4 separate regions of the Mus musculus genome follow, and all the other regions are linked to region 1. The links are chromatin contacts, found by POLR2A ChIA-PET in ENCODE. All regions are on one chromosome and are shown on one strand. Each heading gives the region's core, a stretch centred on a gene start or an enhancer-like site at or near the end of the contact. The rest is flanking DNA. Distances are from core to core; before and after follow the strand shown. Region 1 overlaps Ssc4d (scavenger receptor cysteine rich family, 4 domains). Region 2 holds the start of Styxl1 (serine/threonine/tyrosine interacting-like 1). Region 3 holds the start of Polr2j (polymerase (RNA) II (DNA directed) polypeptide J). Region 4 holds the start of Orai2 (ORAI calcium release-activated calcium modulator 2).

Evidence for each region. ChIA-PET counts read pairs that join two places held with the same protein, here RNA polymerase II (POLR2A).
Region 2: POLR2A ChIA-PET joins it to region 1 with 24 read pairs in embryonic stem cell. The contact joins the promoter of Styxl1 here to the enhancer-like site in region 1. POLR2A ChIA-PET finds 5 or more read pairs at or near these places in 4 of 5 experiments (Patski and embryonic stem cell).
Region 3: POLR2A ChIA-PET joins it to region 1 with 10 read pairs in Patski. The contact joins the promoter of Polr2j here to the enhancer-like site in region 1. POLR2A ChIA-PET finds 5 or more read pairs at or near these places in 3 of 5 experiments (Patski and embryonic stem cell).
Region 4: POLR2A ChIA-PET joins it to region 1 with 18 read pairs in Patski. The contact joins the promoter of Orai2 here to the enhancer-like site in region 1. POLR2A ChIA-PET finds 5 or more read pairs at or near these places in 2 of 5 experiments (Patski and embryonic stem cell).

The regions. Positions count from the first base shown.
Region 1 is chr5:135,958,543-135,963,227 of GRCm38, reverse strand. Ssc4d (scavenger receptor cysteine rich family, 4 domains) reads left to right here. Exons shown (of 11, transcript NM_001160366.1): 9 at 1-305; 10 at 1,262-1,339; 11 at 2,020-3,005. The coding sequence ends at 2,336. Among named protein-coding and RNA genes, the nearest start is that of Ssc4d, 14 kb to the left of the region's middle. Within about 2 kb of position 2,372, at least 1 of the 3 ENCODE cell types and tissues checked has a DNase peak (open chromatin) inside an H3K27ac peak, as active enhancers do.
Region 2 is chr5:135,775,227-135,780,536 of GRCm38, reverse strand. It overlaps Styxl1 (serine/threonine/tyrosine interacting-like 1), which reads left to right and starts at 2,152. Exons shown (of 9, transcript NM_029659.4): 1 at 2,152-2,286. Mdh2 (malate dehydrogenase 2, NAD (mitochondrial)) reads right to left here and starts at 1,888. Exons shown (of 9, transcript NM_008617.2): 1 at 1,736-1,888. The coding sequence starts at 1,801. Gm30205 (a long non-coding RNA gene) reads right to left here. Exons shown (of 5, transcript XR_003955810.1): 4 at 5,267-5,310; 5 at 2,553-2,615.
Region 3 is chr5:136,114,712-136,119,907 of GRCm38, reverse strand. Polr2j (polymerase (RNA) II (DNA directed) polypeptide J) reads right to left here and starts at 3,217. Exons shown (of 4, transcript NM_011293.2): 1 at 3,103-3,217. The coding sequence starts at 3,155.
Region 4 is chr5:136,169,351-136,174,293 of GRCm38, reverse strand. It overlaps Orai2 (ORAI calcium release-activated calcium modulator 2), which reads left to right and starts at 3,638. Exons shown (of 3, transcript NM_178751.3): 1 at 3,638-3,756.

The sequences.
Region 1 (4,685 bases), core at 1,123-3,622:
GCTGAGGCTGGTCGGGGGCCCGAGCCCGTGCCGCGGCCGCGTGGAGGTGCTGTACGCCGGGGGTTGGGGCACCGTGTGCGACGATGACTGGGACTTCGCGGACGCGCGGGTGGCCTGTCGCGAGGCGGGTTGCGGGCCCGCGCTAGGCGCCACGGGCCTTGGTCATTTTGGCTATGGCCGAGGCCCTGTGCTGCTAGACAACGTAGGCTGCACCGGTACTGAGGCCCGCCTCAGCGACTGCTTCCATCTGGGCTGGGGACAGCACAACTGCGGCCACCACGAAGACGCCGGAGCGCTTTGTGCAGGTGAAGCTGTGGCAAGAGAGGAGGTGGAGCCGGAGTGGTGGGCGGGGCCCGACCCATAGGAGGTGCGGGCAGGGTTTATATGGAGGAAAGGTGGAGCCGTGCAAGCTGGGCGAGGACCCATGAACGCATGCGCTCACGTCTATGGGCGGGCCTGAATCAGGAGAGGGGTGGGTATCCTGTAGGGGCGGGACAAGATGTGGTTGAGCTGGGCGATGCGTGGGCCATGACGGTCCTGTGGGCGGAGCCTCTTTTAGCTCACAGTCGGGAGTGGGGCCGAGTCTGAGGAGGCCTGGGTGGGGTCGTGCGCAGGAGCTCCCTGCTGTGGGAGCGAGCGGAAGCTGCGTAGCTTTCTGGCTGGCCTAGGACTGGGAAGGCGAAAGTGAAGCAGGGCACAGGGTTTGTGGGCGGGGCCTGATAGCAGGAGCTGCGGTGGAGGAATGGGCGTGGCGCTCTCTGCTGCACTGCAGCGGAAGTATTGCACATAGCAGGGGGTGGGGGTGGGGTGGGGGGGGTGGATGCTCCTGCACTCTCGCTGTTGAGCCTTAGGGGTGTAACCGGAAGGGCGATTTGTCTGCAGGGGGTGACTAGGGCGCGGTCAAGGGAGCACTCGTGCTGTGCTATCCAATTTATAGTCTCTGCTGCTAGTGATTGGTAGGAAGCAGGAGTGGCTGACGGCTTTCCCAAAACTAGCCTTTGACTTTTCAGAGATACCAATGAAAACAGGTGTGTACAAAGTCTGGCAGGACACTGTCAATCCCTTGTTCCCGTATCTCCACCTTTACTTGATGCCTAGACCTAGGGGGTCCTCCAGTCTCCTACCTTAGGTTGGCAGGTCTTTGAGGTTCTTTCTGTCTTTCTGTACAACTTGGGAAGGTTGGGAGAATTGATCTGGTTCTAGGGAGCATATGTTCCCCACCATGACAACCATCTCTTTTTTTATGCCCCTGCTGAGCCAGGCCCAGAGGAACTGGGACTCCAAGTCCAGCAGGCTGGTTCTGAGACCACCCGAATGCCCAGTCCTCGGCCCAGAGATGGTAGGTGTTTACTGCCACTGAAAATGAGGTTGGAACTTTAGGGATAAGATGGACCTGGAGTGATAAAACACTACAGCAACCTAGAGATTTCTCCACTTGGGATCAAACAAACTGAAGAAATGAGAGAATGCAGAATTAGGCATGGTGGCCTATGGCTTTCATTCCAGCATTCTGGAGACTTGGGTCAGAAGGACAGTAACTTCAAGGCCTGCCTGAACAACATACAAGGGCTCATGGAAAAACAAACAACAAATTAGCCCAGGGAATGTAGGTGTGGAAGTGGGGACAGTAAACTTTGAGGGTCAGGATAAGACATGGTCATAGTTTGCAAACAGCCTGTGGCTAAGGGGCTGAGACTGTCTGTTGAGGGTCTCACTACATAGCTCTGGCTGACCATTGCTGTGTCGAACAGGCTAGGCTTGAACTCACAGAGATCTGCTTGCCTCTGCCTTCTTAGTGTTGGGATCAGAGGTGTGTGCCAACTTGTCCAGCATTATTTATTGGTGTCTGTGTACCCGTGTATATGCATGATATGTTCACACATGTGAAGGCAAAACAGTATGAAGGAATGTGAAGGTCAGAGGACAACCTGTGGTGGCAAGTGCCCTCAACTGTAGAGCCATCTCTTGGGTCCCATGATCCCATGGGCTCTTCTGACCCAGGCCTTATCTCCAACACAGGGCACCTCCGTCTGGCTAGTGGAACACACCGATGTGAGGGGCGCGTAGAACTCTTCCTAGGACAACGGTGGGGCACTGTTTGTGATGATGCCTGGGACCTACGGGCAGCCATTGTCCTGTGCCGTCAGCTGGGATGTGGCCAGGCTCTCGCAGCCCCGGGAGAGGCCCACTTTGGCCCAGGCCGAGGCCCAATCCTCTTGGACAATGTCAAATGCCGAGGAGATGAGAGCACCTTGCTACTGTGCTCTCATATCCGCTGGGATGTCCACAACTGTGACCACAGCGAGGATGCCAGTGTCTTGTGCCAGCCATTGTGACCCAGATGGCTCTGTACTCCATACCATATCAAAGGAGCCTATGAGGAACTGCCTGTCCTTTCCCAGGATGCCTTCCTATGATAGCTCGGGTTCCTGGTACCCCTTTCTCCCCGTGCATGGGAGAGATGCAGTACCTGCCCGAGTCCTCTTACTGTGTGTCCCGAGACTGTTATCACCTGCGGAAGGCCCAATACAGTGAACATAGCAATGTTTTGCTCAGCCAAATCAGAAAATGTGAGAGAATAACCCACTTCTCTTTGGGGGAACTCATATAGTACCCCCAATCCTTCCCTTCTGCACCCACATCCATGAGGCTTGGGCTGTCTGTAAATGCCTTCAAACCCTTACCGTGACCTCTCTTGGTCTCCTGCTAAAAGTGGGGAGACAAAGGGGTTGGGGTGCTCTTTTCTATAGACTGGCAGGGGACTGCAGAAGAACCAGGCCATCACCTTCCCTGCTGGGTGAGGACCTGGACTCAGATGGTGCTCCGCTGAACAAGGGGGCTGCAGGGGCCAAAACAGGGACCAGAGGAGCCCTTCCTGCAGCTTCTCTGATTTCCACTGCCCCCCCCCCCCCAGCACAGAGCCTCCATTTTGCAGTAACAAAGAACCCTGGAGGCCCATAGCCACTGTCCTTAGGTGCCAAGTCAATAAAGCATTATCTCCCCCAGTCTTTTAACTGAGGTCATTGTTTGAGAACCTGTACCATGGCTACTGGAAAAACTCCAGGAAGGACTTTCTGGAGAAAACTGGCATGGCGATGAAAGGCTGTGGTCCAAGAGCAGCATCATCCAGTTCTCCAGAGCCCATCACGGCCGGGAAATGCTGACTCACCATGGCAAGCCTCAGGCTCCTCAGTGGAGTGTCTGGTCATCCTCCATTGGGCTACACACACACACAAATCTAGATCCAGGAAAGGAGAGGCAGTAGGGCACGATGGTGCATGTTTGTAATGCCGGTGCTCGGGGTGCCGAAGAAGGGCGTTCTGCGGGTGGGGTGGGGTTCCAGGCCAGCCAGAGCTGCAGAGTGAGAGAAGCTGACTGAATAGGCCCAGAAAATAAAATGGCAGAAAAACGGAAAAAAACAAAACAAAACAACCCTCCTCTGGTCAACCTGTGATATTCCCTCTTTAAAGGGATCACAGGAATGAAGATCAGGAGTTCAAAGCTATCCTCAACTACATAACCATTCAAGGCCAGCTTAGACTACTAGATACCTGGGGGTAGGGGTTGCTGGGAGACCCTGCCTGAATTAGTGGTGGCAAAGATCTGTAATTCAGCACGTACATGCTTAAGCAGGTGGATTAGGAGTTTAAAGCAGCCTGAACTTCTAGAAAGGCCACACTACCCTCTCCACTTTCTCTGCCTATGAATTTCTATATTAGTTTTGTTTGCTTTTTGTTTTAGTTTTTCAAGACAGGTTGGTTTTGTTTGTTTGTTTGCTGTATAGCCCCGGCTTTCCTGTAACCCAGTCTATAGACCATGCTAATCTTAAATTCAGAGGTCTGCCTGCCTCTGCCTCCTGAGAGCTGGCATCCATTTTCATGTGTGAGTTGTTATATTTTGTTCTCATTCATTGCTGCCCTCTTTATGCCTTTGCTGTTCTCTGATGCTTCCTTTAGACTCCATTCCTGCTTGCTTGGGTTGGTTTGATTGCTTTGTTTTGCTGTGGTAGGACTGGGGATTAAACCTAGGCTGGTGAGATGGCTCAGTGGTTAAGAGCACAGACTGCTCTTCCAAAGGTCCTAAGTTTAAATCCCAGCAACCACATGGTGGCTCACAACCATCCATAACAACAATCTGATGCCCTCTTCTGGAGTGTCTGAAGACAGCTACAGTGTGCTTACATATAATAAATAAATAAATATTTAAAAACAAAAAAACAAAACCCACCTAGGACCTAAATCATGGAAGGCAAGTACTCGACCACTGAGCCACAGCTACAAACTCCAATTCTGGTTCCCTACCCCCCACCCCCACCCCGCAAAGATTTATTACTGAGTGTGCCTGTGTGTAGTGATGGTGATGATGATGATACAGGGCGTCCAGTTCTATCACACGCAGATCCCCTGGGTGCAGGCTTTCTCCTCAAATGCTGAGTTAGGCTAAAGGATAGCAAGCTCCGGAAGTCATCCAGTCTCTGCCCTCCGTAGTACCAGAGTTATAGGCATTCCTGGCCACTCAGGTTTTACTCCTGGGTGCTGGAATCCCCACTTGGGTCCCCAACTTTGTACAATGATTGCTCTTACCCACTGAAACACCTCTGCATCTGTGTATAAATGTTTTCATACATGGCTGAATGTTGCCCACGTGTATACCCTGTGTTCACCACAGTCACAAAGCGTTGGAGC
Region 2 (5,310 bases), core at 903-3,402, 180 kb after region 1:
TATTCACCATCTCTGCTGAGCTAACCCTACTCTACTGTTCAGGTTAACTCGTCTGTGACCCACCCCAGACTTCCCATTCATCTTTGTATCTGAGCACCCAGAGCTTTGTGCATGCCTCACATGTGTTTACCACTGAACTATGTATACCCTAGTGCTAGTTTCTTTTCAGAGTCCTCCTAAGTCACCGGGGCGGGTTTCAAACTTTTAATCTTCCTGTCTGGAACTCCTGAGTGGCTGGGGTTACAAGCATGCATCACCACACCCAGGGTGTAATATGTTAGCTGGATTATTTTTTGGTGTGTGTGTTTATGTGCAGGTACCCACGGAGGGCAGAAGAAGGCTTCAGACCCTCTGGTGGTTGGAGTCACCTGCCTTGGGTCCTGGGAACCAAACTCTAGTCTCTGCAAAATCAGCAAGCACTTTTAACTGTGAGCACCTCTCCAGCCCCTTGCATCTTTATTTTTCAATGAATGGACTGAATGGGAAACAGGAAGACCTGACCTAGATGGTAAGAAATGTAGACTTCCCTGGAATGATCAGTTCTCCTCCGGAGCATGGTAATTGTTTCTCAAGCCTTGGTTGTATCAATTTTGCTAGAGATTTGTAAAAAATACTGACCCTGCCCTCTTGACACGATCCTGGGTCTCCTTTACTGATTCCGACATGCACTAGTTAAAGAGGCCCTGGCCCAGGAGAAGATTGACTATAAATAGCTTAGCTGTAACTGTCCTAGGCCAAGTCTACCCAAAGCAAGGATGATCCTCCAAGAATAATTCAAAAGAGATCCAGTGGAGGAGATGGTTCAGTGGGTAAGTGCATAAGGACCTGAGTTCAAAGCCCGGTTCCCCTGCCTGGCAGGTTCATCAAAGGCCTTCTCACTCTCATAAATAAATAAATAAATAAATAAATAAAGTCTACAACAGGGGTTCTTAAGCTTCCTAATGCTGCAACCCTTTAATACAGTTCCTCATGTTGAGGTGAACCCTTCAACCATAAAATTACTTTTAAAAATAAAATTGCTACTTCGTAACTGAAATTCTGTTACGGTTATGAGTCGTAATGTAAACATTTGCTACGGGACCCCTGTGAAAGGGTCATTCGATCCCAAGGTTGAGAACCGCTCGCTGGTCTAGTGTGTGATGGCCAAGACACCGATGTCCTTCTCTGGCCTCTGTACAATCATGTGCACATGACACCACACACACTCTGAAAAACGATGCTTGATGCACATCTTTAATGCCGGTACTGAGGCAGAGACTGGACTCCGTGAGTTCGAGGCCAGCCTGGTCCACATAAACGGACATAAAGCAAGCAATCCCTGGGCGGGAAGGCCACTGACTGTGCTAATTTCAATCGAATCTCCCAAACTACTGTGACCCTGATCCGTTCTCCACCCTCGGAGCCCCCGGCACTACGAAGTTAACGTCCGCGTTATTTCTCTCCTGGTGCCTCACATCCATGGAGGCTTCAAGGAGAAAATCAGTTAAGTCGAAGCAATGCAAAGTTGCATATAATGCAACTCGCATCCGGACCGCGAGCCTCGGCTTCTGCACCTACGTGGAGCGCAGACTATGGAGGAAACCTGGACTGACTCTGTCCCCCTTCCATGTTGGTCGGGATGTGAGCCGGGCGGCCCAGACGTCCAGAGTGAGCCTTGGATGGTTAAGAAACGCCGAGCTCCGGGGACGCGTGTGCCGCCCCCGGAGTTCCTTCCTAGGCAGGCAGCCCCTTGTACCTGGGCCGAAGTGCTGAAGCTGCGGCGGAGAGCGGCGCCGGCAGGACGGGCGAGAGCGGACAGCATGGCTAGGGCGGGCGGGACACGGAGCTACTGGCAGGAGCTACAAGAAGACGAGTGACTCCAACGACCTCCACTCTGCGCAGTGGCCGCCCGGTCCAGAGCCACCTGATCTCGCGAGAGAAGCGCAAGAAGCTTGAGCCAAATCTCGCGAGACAGGCTCGGCCGTGTGGTTCCTTGTCTAGCACGCCCTAGACCCGGCGAGCGAGGCCTGACGTCACGATTCTCTCCGGCTCCAAAGAAGTCATCTCTGGGCTCCGGCCACTTCCGAGATCTCGCGAGAGAGGCCCGGCTTCACTTTATCAGGCCGTTCCTTCCCCCGCCTCCTACCCCGCCCCTTGCCCCGCCCCTCCCCACCGTTAGCTTTGCCCACTTCCGGGACCTAGCGCTAGGACAGACGGTCACCAGGATTAGGCGGAATCTTGGGACCGCCCCTAGCAACCCGGTACTAGAAGGACTCTTGGAGCGCTCGCCCGGAGGACAGGCTCTAGGTTAGAAGTACCCGTTATCCCAGGTGGGGCTCCGGTCGGACGTCCTGCCGGGGAGCCTGACAGAAGTCGCGCAGCAGGTCAGGCGGCCCCGGAGCTCCTGACCTCAGCCAGGCCCAACTTTCCTGCCCCCTGGAAGAGGCCGGCTGGGGTCCCGGGGCGTCCCGGGGCGGGGTGGGCAGCATCTCCCCACCTGTTTCCTCCAGAGCCGCCCTTCCGACAAGTTACACAGAGCCTTGTTGAGGTTCCAGGCTTCTCACACAACCCGCTCGGAGGAGCGAGTACTCGCGTTGTCATGGCACCAGGCGATGTGCAGGACCGCGATCCTAGGTCTGGGACGGAGGAAGAAACGTTTGGTGACCGTGCCTCAGGCTTTGGGCTTGTCTCTACCCCTCAAACTCTCCAGCAGTGCAGGGAGCACGGTTCTGCAACTCTTCTTCTTGCTTTTCCTGCTCCCCCCTTCTTTTCCTTCCTTTCTTACTAAAATCCGCACAACACACGATTAAAAAAATAATAACTATTCTAAAGTTCAGGATCAGAGCTGGAGGGATGACTCTGGTTAAGAGCACTTGCTGCTCTTGCAGAGCTTCGATCCTGAGACGCTAGCAGGTGGCCCACAACCCCCTGAAACTCTAGCTTCAGGCATAGCCATTGCCGCAGGCATTCGTGTGCAGGTACCCACGGAGACACAGAAATAAACATTTAAAATGATAAAAATGTAAAAGTAAGGACCCATACACATACAGACGTGCACATATATGCACCTACATACATTCGAACGCATGCTACACACATAAAAAATATTCCGGAGGCTGCAGCAGAAGGATTGATGTGAGTTTGAGGCCAACATGAAACTCTGTTAAAAAAAAAACCAAAAAACAAAATAACAACCATGCAAACAAAAAGTTGGGGAGGGGGTTAGAGAAGGAACTGGAAGGGAGGGAACTGGTTGGATTTGTTCAAAAACACTTGGCATGAATGTGAAGTTCTCCAGCAATAAAGTATAAGTTCAGTGTCCTAGCTGTCCTTGAGCAGGCCTGTATTCCCAGGGACCTGGAGGCTGAAGCAGGATGGTAGCAAGTTCAGTGACTCAGTCTGGTTGGGGACAGTGACAGAGAAAGCAAGGCTGCTGGTGGTAACAAACGAGAACCAAAGAGCATAGCCACACACGAGAGCTGGCGATGGCTGGCCGACTCTCTTCCCTGGCCTCTACCTCTTTGCTGGATGGATAAAGTGTACTACCAGCCCCGTCTGGAATCGGATATGCCTCCCCCGGTTCTTGCCTGGCCTTTGGGGAGCAGAATCTAGTGGGCATCTGAGCAACATTTGGAGAAGTGATATGCGAACCTGGGGAAATGGGCTTGGAACGGAGGTCATGTTAAAAGAACCTTCCAGAGGATGAGCCACTTAAACAGACCTGCCAGAAGACTGGGTGGGTCTTAGTGGGAGCCCTGGAGGAGGGAAGTGCCTCTTGTCTGAGCTGGTAATGGTTCAGTGGGCAGAGAAGCGGGCTGCCAAGCCTGAGTGCAATCTCCAGGGCCCATGCTGCTGATTCTTCAATAGTGCCAAGTATGGAGAGGCAAGGGAAAGGAGGAGACAGGAAGACGTAGCCTTGTGTTCCAGGAGATGCTTTCTATTGGGGTGGGGATATATGGATAAGCACTGCCCTTGATCTTATCTCTGAAGAATATGCTCTGGTAATTGTTTAACTTTCTGACGTCATCTAGGGGTCAGGGAGTATGTATTTATTAATCATTAATTAATTAATTTTGGTTTTCTGAGACGAGGTTTCTCTGTGTAGCCCTGGCTCTCCTGGAACTCTGTAGATTGGACTGATGAACTCAGAGATCCCCCTGCCTCTATCTCCCAAGTGCTGGGATTAAAGGATGCACCACATTTTATGTATGCTATTATTACTTTTAAGGCAGGGTATAATGTACCCCAGGCTGCCCTCATACTTTCTGGGTAGCCAAGGATGGCCTTGAACTCCTGATCTTCCTGCCTCTTAATTCCAGAGTGTTGCTTGCATCAATGTACCCAGTTTATGCAGTGTTGACGATGCAATCCAGGCCCTTGCAAACGGTAGGCAAGCACTGTACCCACTGAGCTTGTCTCATTCTGTTCGTCCAACTTGAGACCATTCTGAGAGTGGGCCCTGGTGAATTCTGGTAGAGTTGACTGAGATTAGAGGAGGTTGGAACCATCAGGTGCTCAGGGCCCCTGAAAACTAGCCAGGAACCTTGGAGCTGCTTCTTTGGGGTGTGTCTAACAAAGCTTTTGAGATCATCACAAGCATGTTAGGAGGAAACAGGACTTGATTTAAACACAAAGGATCCCAGGGCCTGAGGACACAGGGAATGATGGAGTGGCTGGGAGATGTGGGGAAACTACACAATGAGATGGTTGGAATGTGAAGGAAGGGGTAGCTAGAAGGCAGAGTGGGACCAGTATGGCTGGTCTCAAGGGCAGAGAGGGTAAGAGAGAGTTGGTGGTTAACCAGGTCTGAGGTACAAATGACAGGGATGTGGAGGGGCTGGGGATGGACAGTGATTGGTAGCGCACTTGCCTAGTATGCGTGAAGTCCAGGGTTGGCTCCTTAGCACCTCATGTGGTGCCAACCTTCATTCCCAGCACTTAGAAGGTACATGCAGGACAGGAGGACCAGGAATTTAAGGTCGTCCTTGACTCTAGAGAGAGTTTGAGGTTAGCCTGGGCTACATGAGACCCTGTCTCAAAACTAATGAAAATAAAAAAGGATGTGGGTGGCACAGTGGTTAAGAGTTTGTACTGCTCTTGCAGAGGACCTAAGCAGTTCTCAGCACCCTCTTGAGCCAATCACCTGCCTAATAGCTCTAGTTCTGGGGGTCCAATACCCTTTCCTGACCTCTATCAGCTCTTGTATTCACATTGCACATAATCATATACACATAAATAATAACAAAACTAAATTGTTTCTTAATGAGTCAGGCATGGTGGTACATACCTTTGATGCCAGTGCTAGGGAGCCAGAGGCAGGTGTTCCAAGCC
Region 3 (5,196 bases), core at 1,968-4,467, 160 kb before region 1:
CCATGTCCCCATCTGTGGTCAAATATTCTTGAAACTGCAGTTGGGCTGTTCCCACTACCTCAGAAATAAGGTACCTGGCCCTTCCCCACTGATGAACAGTTCCCTAAACTAGCTCTTGACTAAATTTTTACTTACAGGACATGAACCAACTAGTTGTAGTAGCATACGCCTTTGATCCCAGCATCTAGAAGGCAGAGGCAGGTAGATCTTTGAGTTTGAGGCCAGCCTGGGCCACACAGAAAACCCGTCTTGGAGTGGGTACAGGGGAGAGACCAGGAGACACTTAACCCCCAAGGCCCCTCACAATCAAGGTAGGCCCAGGTCTATCATTCTGCAAGCCCTACTATCTATCCCCAATGGCTACTGGAGTTGCACCTTGGGTTTTGAGCGTGCTAAGCAAAGCCCTCAACCACTGAGCTACAGGTCTAGCCCTGGGAGGCCTTTTTCAGTCTACTCACCAGTAAAGGACTCAGAGCTCTGGCATGGTTCAGTGGCCAACCATTAACCTCCCATGTGTAAGTCTCTGGGTCTCATCTCCACCACTCCCACCGTCCAAACAATAAACAAGGTAGGCCTGCCTGGTAGTTCAGACCAGTAATCCCAGCAATTTGGGAGGCTGAGGCAGGAGGATAGAGAAACACCTCAGCCATCACCCTGGCCTTTCTCTTTGCTTAAGGTAGAATCTCATTTGCCAATGGACACACTGTGCTTGTCTCCACTTCCCATGCCCCTGGAGAAACACTGGAAGCAGAACTCAGATCTACACACAAGTCCTCAGCATGACAATCAATCAATCAATAAATGCTAACAAGGAACCGCCTCTCCCCTGTGATGGCCTCCTATTTATATACCAGGGAGCATGGACTTAGCAGTCCTTGTTTTTGTTTGTTTTTTTTGAGACTACATTTCTTCGTACTTGATCTGTAGACCAGGCTGGCCTTGATCCCCCTGCCTCTGCCTCCCAAGTGCTGGGATTAAAGGTGGATTAAAATCCACCGCTCAGTTAAGGATTGCTCCTTTTTTCAAACTCGGTACACAAATATTTTCTTACTTTGTCCACGCCTGTCTGAGATAAGAGGACAACCTGTAATTGTCAGGTCTCTCCTGGTACCATAGTGGTCCCAGGGACTGAACTCAAGTCATCAGGCTTGCCTGCGGGTGCCTGCGCTCAAGCCATGTTGCCAGCCCAGAACATGGATGTTTTGGACCTGATTGTCCTTTTCTGGGAGCCTGTCTACTGCACCAAGGGTTGTTATCAGCATCCCTTGCTGCTATCCACCCGCTGCCAATACCAACGTGCCTGGGACAACCAGAACCTTTTCCAGATGGCCAAATGCTCTTGCTCATGGGACAACAACCGGGCTCTCAGTTGAGAATATGCCCCCAAGGAAGGCTGAAGTAGCTATCAAATGTCAATCACAAAACCCTGCCTCTTAGGAATGAGCAGTGTCGGCTACAGGTCTGCAGTGTACACTGTACTGGCAAACTCGGAGGATCTTGAAGAACTTCATTATTTATTGACTGATTGATACAGGGATGAAATGAGCCCCGTGCATGCTAGGTAAGCAATCTACCACTGGGGTATACCTCTGAGAGGCCAAATCTACTCCATCTTGGGACCTGCTACCTCCATCTTAAAGAAAAAAAAAAAAGCCGGGCGTGGTGGTGCATGCCTTTAATCCCAGCACTCTGGAGGCATTGGCAGGCGGATTTCTGGGTTTGAGGCCAGCCTGGTCTACAAAGTGAGTTCCAGGACAGCCAGGGCTATACAGAGAAACCCTGTCTTGAACCCCCCCCCCCCCCCGCAAAAAAAGCCTGAGAACTTGACCTACAGCAGAACCCAAGATGCAACCAAGTACCAGGAAGGACCTCACGGCTTGTCCCTTGGCCCATACCCCAGAGTTACTCCCTAGCAACAGTTAATCAAAGATTAGTCTGGTTGCTTCAGATCTACTTTCAGATAGTTTGTGATTGTTCATCTCCCTTCACAGCACCACCTGTCAGCTTACAACAGACATTCAGTTAGATACCTGCCAAGCTCCATACCCCGTCACTCCCACTCCCTAGAAAACCTTGTCCTGGGTTCAAGGCTGCTCTGCCTTCTCTTCCTGTCCTGTTGTGTCAGGGTTGGGTTGGAGGAGAGCCCAAGCCCGAGCTTGTGATAAAGAGACCCTAATGGAAACGGCTCCTTAATGATCTTTTGGGGTTCACAAACGATTCCTAGCACACCTCCATACCTTTTTCCCACTGAGATAGAGACTAAGCTGACTTCCAAGAAGGGGCACACACACGAGAGAAGGGTTACACAAGAGAGAAGGGTTCGTAGCAAACTTTGAGTCATCAAAAGAGTGTATTTGGCTACCATTAAGACAATTACATAAAGCCAGAGCCGGTGGCTCAGGCCGTTAATCCCAGGTAGAAGCAGGTGGATCGCTGAGTTTGAGGCTAGTCTGGTCTGCAAAGCTCGTTCCAAGACAGTCAAGGAGGATACACAGAGAAACCCTACCTCCAAAAGACAATTAGATGCTTAATCTCTAAACCTGTAGCCACTCGAGTGCAAAGTACTTCCCCCTGCTCTCTGAATGCACACAGACCCAACTTGCGTCTGTCTTACTTTCTTAGCGCTCTCTTCCTCTGAACCCTCCTGCTTAAGCCCATATTAAAGTATCTTTAATTAAAAACCCACCAATCCTGCTTCACTAAACCGAAGAGTCCTGAAATTCTTTTTAGCGTGGAGCCACGAACCCGGGTTTGGCCTAAGTCGGGATCCCTGAAAATCTAGGAGAAACCCTCAGGTTGCTGAGGAGTGTAAGAGAGCTGTGTCTCTGTCCCTTCACAGCTGTCATCATGAACCAAGTGTCTGGAGCAAGACACTCCATGTCCCAGAGCCTCCGATTTCCCACTGCAAAATGCATGCACGCGCCAGTGCTTCGCGCCGCTGCCTGAAGCTGGGCAGACTCGCATTGAGCAGCACGGAAGACTCAAAGCAAAGCCCGCCTCCCGCCTCGGTTTCCCCAGACAGGAGCAGTGCGGCGCTCCAGCGGAGCTGACGGCCGGCAGGCTCCTATGCAACCGTCCCCGCCTCCGCCGGCCTCCACTTACTTCTTCTCGCCCTCGAAGAGCAAGAACGACTCGAAGGCCGGAGGAGCGTTCATCCTAGCGCCGCGCTCTCGCTCCCCGACACCAACCCACAGTCTCCTTCCGCCAACAGAGCCCCGAAGCGCGACCACTTCCGGATTTCTCAGCCGCAGCCAATCAGTGTAAGCACCTGGCCCCCGCCCCCTAGCGGCTCGGATGACCTAATGCAGGCGCAGGCAAGGCTGAGGGCGAGCCGTGCGCATGCGTCAGTTTAGAACCCTTGTTCGAGGCGTCCATGCTGAGTGTTTTGGCGCGTGCTCCCGCGCCCGGAGTTGAGCCACCTGTAGCTGGCTCCCCGGTACCGACTGAATGGGACTAAGAGTCTAAGTGGGCTGCTGCTGCAGGACCCCCGGGTGGGCCGACACTGGCGGACTTATGAGGCCTTCTAGATGAGGACCAGTGGAGCAAGAAGGGATGTAAAGGTTGGGGAGGAGCTTGGGGTACCAGCGCATCTTCTCTTGAGCACACAGGTAACTAAAAACACGATGAAAGCTTTGCACCTCGCCATTTTTCAGCGGTCTCTGTAGCAATCTTTTATTTTTCCTATTTTTAAAGATTTTTATTTGCATATCTTGTATGGGCACGTATATGCAGGTGCCTTTGGAGACCAGAAGAGGGTTGGGTCACCTGGAGCTGGAGTTACAGGTGGTTGTGAGCCCCCCCTGCCCCAGTGGGTGCTGGGAACCGAACTCCAGTCCCCTGCAGGAGCAGTAAGACCCTTAACTGCTGAGCCATTTCTCCAGCCTCCCTGATGGCTCATCTTGTCAACCGGATGAAATTTAGAATCATCCTAGAAACAAACCCCTAGGAGGGGCCAGCAAGACAGCCCAGTGGGCAAGGGGGAGTGTGACCAAATCTGATTACCTAAATTCAGTCCCCAGAACCCACGTGGTGGTAGAGAACAGACTTCTCCGACCTCCCTTCACGGTATGCATTTACACATGTGTGCACTCACAATAGAGAATAATAATCATAACCATAATAAAGAACGTTTGGTTGTCTTTGGGATTCTAGACAGATTTGACTGAGGAAGACAGACGTGTATGGCATCATCCTAGAGGCTCAGGAGTCAGACTACAGCTTCCTGGCGCAGATGCAGTGTGCTTGGCTGCCTGGGAATCCTGTTGCTATGACATCTGCATTGTATACCCTTCCTTAAGATGCTTCTGGTTGGTTGTTTTTTTGTTTTTTTTTTTTGGGGGGGGGGTTCGAGACAGGGTTTCTCTGTGTAGCCCTGGCTGTCCTGGAGCTCACTTTGTAGACCAGGCTGGCCTCAAACTCAGAAATCCGACTGCCTCTGCCTCCCGAGTGCTGGGATTAAAGGCATGGACCACCACGCCTGGCTGCTTCTGGTTGTTGTTGTCTTGGTTTTGTTTGTTTTTCAAGACAAGTGTTTCTCTGTGCAACCCTGGCAGTCCTGAAACTTGCTCTGTAGATCAAGCTGGCATCGAACTCAGAAAGCTGCCTGCCTCCATCTCCAAGAGTGCTGGCATTAAAGGCGTAAGCCAGCAGCACCAGGACTTCTGTTCAGTTTTCAGACACAACAACAAGAACAGTAACTAATACAGACTCAGTCTCCCAAGCGTTGGAGCCACAGGCATGAGCCATCCTGTCCATTGGTATCTGAGTGCTGAAGCACCACTGGGTGATGGAAGTGTCACAGGAATCAAGCGAAGACGATGATGTCAGGTCCTGGAAGGCTCTGGGGCCCTTCGCATGCTGGGTCACACTCCACTTTGCCTCTGCACATGGGCATATTACTTCTGGAGTGTCAAAGTAGTGATGCCTAAGCCAGCTCAGCCACCTTCAAGGCTGAAGGTACAAAGATAATGCAGGCACCTTGCTCAGCTCTTACGTCTCCAACTGGGAGGAAGACGAGGAGGAGGAAGAGGAGGAAGCAGAAGCTGTTGCTGCCACAGCCCAAGGTTCCCCTGTCACAGCCCAAAACTTGCATCCACTTAATAATCTAGGAACAGAGATCCTGGAGAGCGGAGCTCCCCATGAGGTCATCAGGAATGCTAGTTATCGCATGGGACCGAGCTTAACTCCTCGAGCAAT
Region 4 (4,943 bases), core at 2,389-4,888, 210 kb before region 1:
TCTGTTTACTCTCTGGCATCCTCCACTAAAGGGAGCTGTCATTACCATATATTAGCATGTATTTCCATAAAGAGCACACTCTTAGAAATCAACCTGGAGGGAATCCAGAGAGGCCCTTTCCAGCTTCCTCGTTCCATAGAACATAGTAAACGTTTACTGAGAGCCGAGCAAGTGCTCACCCTGGGATTCCAGAGTCCACGAGAGAGAGCCTGGGGTATGGTGGAGACCAGAGGCTGGGAGCTCTGAGGCTTCTCGAGGCAATCTTTCACGGTGGAGTGTGGACTAGAGGGGTTAAGAGGAAGGCCCTGCCCTGGCAGTGATGCATCCAGAGGGGTGAACATCCTGACGTAGAAGCAGGTGGGAGCAGAGGAAATGGGGGGAGGCCAAAGACTTCCTACAGCAGGACTGGGCTTCCAGGAAGGATGGGAGCCTGGGGTGATAGAAATGGGTTGTAATGGCTGGCCAGATGGCTCAGTGGTTAACAGCCATTGCTACTCTTGCAGAGGATAGAGTTTGAGTGTCAGCACCCACATCAAGCAGTTCTCAGCTGCCTGTGACTCCAGCTTCAGGGGACCCAACTTCCTCTTCTGGCTTCTGCAGGCATCCTTATACACAAACACACACACACACACACACACACACACAGATCTTTAAATGGGCTGGAGAGATGGTTCAGTGGTTAAGAGCACTTATTCTTGCAAAGGACGTGGGTTCAATTCTCAGCACCCACATAACGGCTCACAACCATCTGCAACCCCAACTGCAGAGAATCCAACAGGCACATGTACATGCATGCAAACAAAATATTCATACACAAAGTAAATAAATAACATTTTAAAAAAGTCTTTAAAAGCAAAACCCTGTACATAAAAAGGACAACCATAGATAGGAAGAACAAAGGGTCGGAGAGAGACTTACTTGGTAGATAGAATGCTTGCCTACATGAAGCCCTAGGCTCCATCCCCAACACCGAATAAACCAGCCACAGCAGGGCATGCCTGGCATTCGAGAAGAGGAGGGTCCAGAACTCGAAGTCATCCTTTAACTACACAGCGAGTTTGAGGCTAGCTTGGGTTACATGAGAGAACCTGTCTCAAAAAAAAAAAAAAAAAAAAAAAAAAAAAAAAAAAAAAGCTATATGACAGCACCGAGCCACCTTCCGGTTCTGAACACCTTACAGGTGGACTGCTGAGGGGCGGGGGCGGGGGAGTAAAAGTGAGGGCATCTCCGATAAGTGAGGTGGGGAAGGGAGAGGCCAAAGGTTGACAAGATGGCTGGAAGGTCTCCATCCTGGAGAAGGGTGGGTCTCAGCAAGGAAGAGAAAGGGGCTTGGTGGGCTGTAAAGTGAACCAGAAAGGTCAGAGTAAGACATAAGACTCTGTTCCCCCAGGACCTTCTGAGCACTTCTTAAATTAACAGCAGCATGACAAAGGTGAGGAGATAAATCCACCTGTGTGATCAGGGTAGGGACTTTGGAAAGTGATTAGGTCACTAGGGTGGGGCTGCCATCACTGAATCCTGTTGGCTTTATAAGGAAGAGAGAGACCACAGTGAAATGGGTACACCCCCACCCCCACCGCGTAAGGGAGTCAGGGGAGGGGGGCTCTCACCGTACTACTAAACCTTTGCTTCCATAAATGGAAGCCAAAATAAACTGTGTGTCTTTATAATGTAGCTTCAGGTGTTTTGTTACACTACAGAAGTCTGAGCAATGTGTCAGGGTATTTGGTATTCAGTTTTTACAGTGGACTGTGGTAGAGGAACGTACTAGGTAGGCCATGCATGAATAGCTAAGGGGACAGAGTGAGGAGCCAGTGGGCTGGACAAGCTGACCACACAAACTGTGAGAGCGTGCTAGATAGTAAGGTTTGGGTGTCATAGAAAAGCAAGGAACGAGGCTCCTGTGTGAGTAGGCTATGCACATTCATTATGTGTATTCAAGAACTGATGTTCAAGGACAGGCTCCTCGAGCTTCTAGGAAAATCAAAAAACCGACCAGCAAGATGGCTCAGTAGCTAAAAAGCGCTCACTGCCAAGCCTGACAGGCTGAGTTCCAGCCACTTGGTAGGAGAGAACCAACTGCCACAAGTTGTCCTCTGACCTCCACACATGTATTGTGGTGCACACCACCACCCCACTAAATAAATAAAATGTAGTTAATTTTTTTTTTTTTTAAGTAAAGGAAGTAACTTGCCAAGACCAACCAACTTCAGGCAGACAGCCCAGACAGCAATGCAGTGCCCTCAGGAGAGACTGCTCTGGACCTGAACCTTCTGGGTAACCCCTAGTCAGCTCCCTGGGATCCTAAGAGGGGGCAGGGGTTGTGGATCCTCCAACCTCCGACCCTCCTTCCAACAGGACAGATACCATGGCTTCCTCCCTTCTAAGGAGGAAGTGAGTCAAACAACAGTAAGGGCTGTTGCCTGTGTTTGGTTAGCAAAGCGGCTCCTAGGCAGACTGGTAATTACAGTTGGCATTTCATTTTTGCCCAGGCATGCCAGATAATTGTGCTGGCGGTGGAGGAACCTCAGTGCCTGGCGCTGGAAAGTCCTACTCCAAAGCTAAGCTTCCTAATAACCGCAAGAAGCAAAAACCCCTTGTTGAAAGAGTGTCATCCATGATGCAATGGCTGGAGTTTACCAAGTGTCTCCTTCCTGTTTTCGTTTACTCAAACTTCAGCTCTGCAGGCGCCAGGCAGTTGCCTTGAGAGTGCGTGGCTCCCGCAGGTTCAGACCCTCTTATGTAGGCACACGTGGAGCCTTATGATGGCCCACGCTGTCAGGAGGGGTCAGCGCCAGGAGGGAGGAGTTGCTTTCACCTATCCTAAGTGAATTGACTTGGCAACCCAAGCGGAAACTGCTAACAGTCACATCTATACACTCCCAGTTGTCAGGAAATTTGGATACGAGTGGAATTTTTCCTTCCTTTGGGTTAATGTGTCACAGTCTGATGCTTTTGCGACAGATGGAAAAATCCTATATAGAGCGTGCAAGCAGAAGCGTACCGGGCAAATAGGGAGCACTCTGAGGGGCCACGAGGCACCCACTGGGGCGCTGAGCGTATACTTAGTGTATACTTCCTGCAGAGCCGTTCCTGTTTGAGTTTCTCAGTTGTAAAACCTCAGTGTTCGCCAGGGCATGCCTCGCCGCAGCGTCCAAACGACCCTTCTCTGCCATCCATGAGGTGCCCAGAGCTCAGCAATGAGAACATGTCCCTTGCATTGTTTGGTTCTCACAGCCTTGCTGGAACCAAGAGCCACCTACCTGCGTGACCACAGTAGAATGGTGTCACTGCACAAGCTGAGAAAACCAGGATATAGCCAGGCTGAGCCTTTCTTGCACGCCTCTACCCACTCTGCAACACTCACACCCTGTCCCCACCTCTCTATGCTGCCCACGACAGATGCTGGGTATCCCCTAGTGTCACTCGCTAGGAGCAGCGCTCTCCCACGCCTGGACCCACCCACCTGGGTCCCACGAGGATGATAGCACTTTGTGAAGTGAAGACCCCTAGATCTTGTAGGAGGGGTCGGTCCCCAACCAGCTATTCAGGTCACGTGGTCCGCGGCAGGGCCCCACGGATGGGTCACGTGACGGCGGCGCAGTGTTGCCTAGGCAGCGGCTGCGGGCGGAAAGAGGGAGGGGGCCGGTCCTCCGCCCTGGCCCGGCCGCCGGGCCACCCGGCCGCGACACAGACGCTAGCCACGAGCCGGAGCCGTGAGCTGGAGCCAAGCGCGCTGAGGGCTGGACAGTCAGGGTGAGTGCTCGGCCGCGGGTGGGCCCGTCCATCCTTGTCTGGGGGGGGGGGGTGTCTGAAGGGGAACAGGAGAGGGTCCCCTCCTAGCTAAGGGGCGCGGGGAAATTGGATCAGGGACACTGGACAGGAGGAGATGGAGCTTCTCCCTGGGCAGGCATGGCGTGGAGAGGAAGGGACAGGCTGATGAGAGGCAGAGGGATGGCCTGGTGACCCCAATCCCTTGACTTCCTTGGTAGAGTGCAGTGTCAGAAGACTTGGATCGCGCGGGGCTGCCAGCTGATTCTCGGGTCCTGCAGTCGCAGGGACTTCCCTAGAGTATAGGACAGGGATGCAGGTGGCTGCTTTTGGCAGGCCACTGCCACCTCTCAGGCGCGTGGGTGACAAGACACAGTTCCCGTGCCCCAGATGTTTAGAGGAAGTTAAAACAGGCAGACTCCATAACCTGCTGCCTGAGACAGTTTCAAACAAACCTGGCAAGAGAAATGCTCGTCTAACAGCCTTGCCGTGGGTTGGCTTTTTTTTTTTTTTTTTAATTTTTTTTGTCAGACCTAATCTTTCTGCTGCTCCTCATTTTAATAATAATAATAATTTTTTTTTTAAAAAAAAGGTTCAGTCTGCCTAGCAATCTTAGAGTTGGTGGGTGCTATCTGACAGACTTATGGGCTCCATCTTGTCTCACCGCCCCCTCTGGCCTGAGCTTGGAATTTGTAGGCCAGACTCTGCTTCTCCCCATGGGGCAAGGGTTGGACCAAGATAGGCCCTCTGAGTATAAGGAATGGACTTGTGACAGAAGCTGGTGATGCCTGCCATCCTGGCACGCAGGAGATTAGGTGAGACAGTCCCAAGTTCCAAGCCACCCTGGGCTACACAGCAAGACCCTGTCTCAAAACAAACCCAAAAATAGAAAGGGGATCAGCGGGAGCTGTGGATGGAACCCCTAGAAAATCTGCCTAGCGTGCAGGAACCCTGGGTTCTAACCCCAGCACCATGCAAAGCAGGTGTGTGATCTCAGCCCTTGCAGCATCCAGAGTTCAAAGCTATGCTTGGTTATATTTTTGGTTGGAGGCTGACCTGGCCTACATAAGGCCCTATCTAAAATAGAAGGAAGGGCCGGGCGTGGTGGCGCACACCTTTAATCCCAGCACTTGGGAGGCAGAGGCAGGCAGATTTCTGAGTTCGAGGCCAGC